Regions from separate parts of the Homo sapiens genome. Here region 2 is linked to region 1. Evidence: chromatin loops called from intact Hi-C (ENCODE). Cell type or tissue: B cell. All regions are shown on one strand. Region 1 has its middle 30 kb from the start of TNFSF18. Region 2 overlaps TNFSF4 (TNF superfamily member 4).

Region 1 (2,500 bases):
GACTGAATTATACCACTGGCTTTTCTGGTCCTCCATATTAGAACTTCTTAGCCTTCATAATTTTGTAAGCCAATTTCTACCCTATCTATCTATCATCTGTCTATCTATCTATCTATCTATCTATCTATCTATCTATCTATCTATCTAATCTCCTACTGATTCTGTTTCTCTGGATAATCTTGACTAATACATACAGGAAGAAACTCCATTGAACTGTTTCTGATGCATAAGGCCCATGTACATTTTTGTCCTTGGATTATGCAAGAATTATTGTACCTTTATGACAGATCGTTTTTTCCACTCATTTAGCTTAAGTTGGTTTCTATTAATTGTAATCAGAATCTTAACCAGTATAGTGATTGATTGAAAGTGAGGGATAAAGAAGAGGAAGAACCTTCTTAGACATATTGAGGAAGATGGTGATGTTTTTATGGTGGGGAATATGCAAGGAGGAATTGGAGAAAATTTAGTGTGGATGAGATAATGTGTTTAGGTTTATAAAGGTATAGTTTCAGATGTTTGCAGAATATCCAAGTGGGCTTTACCAGTATGCAGCTGGAACTCAGGAGGAGTTGCATGAGATGGGATGAATATTTAAAAGTCAACAGCCTTCTGGGTGAAGTCACTGACAAGGATAAAATCGCTATAGAGAGTGGGTAAAGTGAAAATGGGGCAAATGACTGAGACGTGGGGATCACCAACATTTGAAGACAGGCAAAGGAAGGAAATCCTGTAAAGGAGCAACCAGGGACAAATGACATTAACTGGAAGAAAATAATAGGTCCACAGAAACAGACAGTGAGAGATTAAGAATAAAGGAGTGGTCAACAATGTTAGAGGCTCCAAGAAGTCAAATACTAAGAGGATTGAACATTGCTAATTGGATTTTGCTGGTAGATAATTTTTGACAACATAAACAAGATCATTTTCTGTGACATCTGGGGGCATAATCCAGATATCAATGATTAAAGAACAAATGGGAAGTATAATTACTAGATAAGGAGAAATGGAAGATGAGACAAAAAAATTACACTACTCTTTGTAGAAACTTGGTTGTAGGAAAAAAAAAAAGAATTGTGGAGTGGTAGAGAGCAGGTAACCTCAGGGGTAAGGGAGAAAAAAGGCATATGCCTGGAAAGCCAGGTATTAATGTTTGGTCAGGGCATCCTCTTCCCAGCAGAGTGCTGGAGACACACAGTGTGATCCATGTCCTTGTGCAACAAAATGAGCTGGACAAATCTAATTACTTTTCTTGGTAATTTGATCTAGAACTTAGGAAAAAAACGTACCATTTTCCAGTGAAGAAGAAGTGAAATGATGCCATGGAATTGTTGATAGGCTGGAAAAATAAAGCTGATGTGAGGGGAAAGCAAGGGCTGTCATATGAATAGGAGAGAGAGAGAGGAAGAGACCACGTAGCTTTTCGAAAGAAAAAGTTTAAAACAGTCAACGCTCGGGGCTGCTTTAGTTTCTGACATAATTTCAGTTCCTGTTTCAGGCCTTGTAAATCCTTTTAACAAACCACCCTTTTTCCTTGATTTAGTATAAATGGGTCATTTTTCTTTCAATAAAATGAGCTACTTAACTATTTTTAATTCTATAACTTGTCTTTTTAAGACATTTAAAACAATCTGTTATTTTCTAGGCTATATCACCTCTGGGGAGGCAATTGTGTGCTGTCGTTAGGAGAATGGGCTTAGATGTAGACAGGCTTGTTTAAATCTTGACTCTGCTATTTATATTTTGTGTGAGCTTGAGCAATTTGTGTGCCTTCTCTGGGGATAGGTGTTCTTATGTGTCAAGGGAGGATAATTAATTCTACTGTACAGAGTAGTTTAAGGATTAAAGTAAAATAATACACAGAAAAAACTTAGTTCAGTGTTTGGCACATAGAAAGAGCTCAATAGGGCCGGGTGCGGTGGCTCACCCCTGTAATCCCAGCACTTTGGGAGGCCGAGGCAGGTGGATCACCAGGTCAGGAAATTGAGACCATCTTGGCTAACACGGTGAAATCCCGTCTCTACTAAAAATACAAAAAAACAAAATTAGCCAGGCGTGGTGGCGGGCACCTGTAGTCCCAGCTACTTGGGAGGCTGAGGCAGGAGAATGGCATGAATCCAGGAGGCGGAGCTTGCAGTGAGCCGAGATCACACCACTGCACTCCAGCCTGGGCAACAGAGCGAGACTCTGTCTCAAAAAAAAAAAAAAAATGCTTGATAGATGCTGATTTTCAAAATATTTTTATCAGTTTACAACTAGCTATTTTAGGTAGCTTTTTCTCTGTTTATCTTAAATTTGTTTCTTTTTTAGCTTCAATGAGTTCCTTCTAGCAACCAAGTATATAATTAGTTTCTTCACGCTCTATGAATTTGCATCTTGTATGTTTGCATGGTGCTTGAAAAGATAAATGTTGAAAAGCTTGAATCTCTATGACTTGTTCTATTAATAGTTGCCTTTTATTATATTGTCTCTAGAAATACAGAATTGGAGGTTATATTTT
Region 2 (2,500 bases), 170 kb before region 1:
TTAACCAATCATTGAGGTGGGGACAGGAGTTCTCAGAAATGTTTTAGTAAATCCCTCTGTCAGTGTACTTTGAGTGCTTCCTCAGTTGTATGTGGGAAGGGAAACCAAGATACAAGAAAATCTTCCCTCTGACGATATGAAGAGTTGGTGCATTAGGTCAATCACATAGATTTCATGTCACATGGATACTTTTGGTTGATTTGATTGTTTACCTAAATATAGGACATTTCTCTTGGGAATCTGTCAGTTGCTAATTGTATTAGGGACAATAAAACCACAGTTCATGCTCTCTCTGAAACAGAGAGGAGAGAGGCTTCTCTGCGGGAAAACTCATAGCCGTTACTTAGTAGACTCGATGAGAAGAGTGGAAGTGGTTAGAGAGAGAGGTGGCTATGAGGATATCACGCAGGATATACAGTGGGGAGGAAGGTGGAGGTTAAGAGAGAGATGACTGGGAAAATATGCTGGCAGAGATGGTAAGGGTTTGGCATGGAGAAAGAGAAGGCTTTGGATGGCAGTTAAAATGGCTTTTCTTTGTGTTCATTAAGTCCCAATAAACTCGTTATCCAACAAGGTTTTCAAAGCCACACATCTTTGTCTCTAAGAAATGTAACTTTTGGGATAAGTCTTTCTGAATATGAGAAACTCCTTCACCAAAGAATCAGTTTTTCCCATTTTTCCTACTCCTCTCTCTAGGTGGAATTCTGAACTTCCGTGATCAGAAGTCAGGGCTCATCTTTTTGTAAGGGGGCTGCTTCCACTGAGAATAGACCATGTCTGTCAGATAAGGATCTATCCTCTCAGTCTACTGTGGTGGCTAAGAGTGAAAAATTCTCCCTTTCTCTTCTGAGGCCCCTTGAGACACACCCTGAGAGCTTGTGAGGTCATGCTTTCATGATCTCTCAGATCTCCACTGGTTGGCATGAAGCCCAAGGTGCGGGGAGGAGAGGTTCACGTCCAGTGGCAGTGGTTTGGTGAACTGGGGAGTCCCCACTCCAGATGTGTTTCCCTCTACTAGCCCACTACTACCACCCTCTACTAGCCCACGTCCCACTGCTGCCCACCACCAAGGCCTTGACATTGTGGCCTTGTACCAAGCAAGGAATGGCAAGGCCGGTATAGTGAGTGCAGAGCCCACTTCCTGGTTTCATGCTTGGTGAGTATCATTTGCTCCTGCCACAGATACCCTTCACCAGGACAAATGTCAAATGGGTTTAAGGTCGACAGCCCCATACCACATCCTAGTGAGTCAGAATTAGAGGTACACACTCTCCAAAGATGAGCTCTTGAAACAAGTGTCACTTTCTTGGGAACACAGCACAGCCTGCTGAATAAATGCCAGATATCAGACACTTTCCACCTTTGTTTTTGGACAGCCCAGTGCTAAAAGCACTGAAGGAGGCCAAGAAAGAACCTAATTCTGACTCTTCTTTGCTACACCTGCATGGGGAGCCTGCTTTGTACTTGTCCATGGGCCTGCAGTTCCTTGCCAGGACAGTTTTACCTAATCAGAGCTGAGCTAATAATTCTGGCAACCTGAACTACATAGGCAACCCTGCAACATTGGTTGAGGAGCTCTTTCTAGAGCAGGGTTTCTGGATATTTTGATGTATATCTGTGTATTTTGACAACTATTCAAAAATTAATATTTAATCTTATTCAGTATTGATGATGAAAACAATTCAAGTTAATTTAGGACCCTCAGATAAATGCTTTTTTTTGGTGTTATTTACTCTTATGATAGTGTAGGATAAAGAGAAGGGATGTTATCATGAACTTGGGATTCACCTGAACTCAAATGAATAAATATTTATTCCCGACCAAGTTCTTAGCAGCACTAATTTTTATTTCCCTATCTGTAAAATATGGGTAGTTATTCTTTCTACATCACAATGTTATTTTGAGCAGCAAATGGGATAATACATTTGAAACAGTGCATAGCATATTGTAAGTACTCAATAAGGTTTTATTTATTCTTTGCCTTTTTTTTTTTTTTTTTTTGAGACAAGTTCTCTCTGTCATGCAGTGGCATGATTGTGGCTCCCTGCAGCCTCAATCTCCTGGGCTCAAGCGATCCTCCCACCTTAGCTTCCCAAGCAGTTGGGACCACAGAGGTGTACCACCATGTCCAGCTATTTTTTTTATTATTTTTTTATTTTTTTGTAGAAATAGGGTTTCACCATGTTGTCCAGGCTGGTCCTGGACTCCTGAGTGCAAGTGATCGGCCTGCTTTGACCTCCCAAAGTGCTGGGATTACAGGTGTGAGCTACCGCACCAGGCCCTTTTTCTTGAATGCACAAAGGATGGCCTCATTTCTAGACTTTTCTTCCAACTATTAATAATTATAGAATGTCTTTTGCTCATCCAGCTCTTCTCTGTCTTTCAAGGCCTAAGTCCAGGTCTTTCCTCCTTGTGCTGTCAAAGCCTACAGTGATTTTTCTGTTCTTTGAAATGTTATGACTTACATTGCCTGTAGGTATTTACTAAAGGTTTTATGTAC

What was found. Peaks named below come from ENCODE experiments on the same cell type or tissue, not always from the same donor. Only the 100,000 strongest peaks of a DNase experiment are listed, where the experiment ranks them.
Region 2: a loop joins it to region 1, with 2.1 times the contacts of the local background. A loop is called at or near these places in 5 of 110 quality-filtered maps.

Annotation. Positions count from the first base shown.
Region 1 is chr1:173,019,536-173,022,035 of GRCh38, reverse strand. No RefSeq gene overlaps it. Among named protein-coding and RNA genes, the nearest start is that of TNFSF18, 30 kb to the left of the region's middle. In B cell, no CTCF peak of the experiment used is centred here; a DNase peak (open chromatin) is centred at 1,475; H3K4me3 peaks cover 1,504 bases; H3K27ac peaks cover 2,223 bases.
Region 2 is chr1:173,194,382-173,196,881 of GRCh38, reverse strand. The region is part of intron 1 of TNFSF4 (TNF superfamily member 4); the gene reads left to right. Among named protein-coding and RNA genes, the nearest start is that of TNFSF4, 12 kb to the left of the region's middle. In B cell, no CTCF peak of the experiment used is centred here; a DNase peak (open chromatin) is centred at 981; H3K27ac peaks cover 544 bases.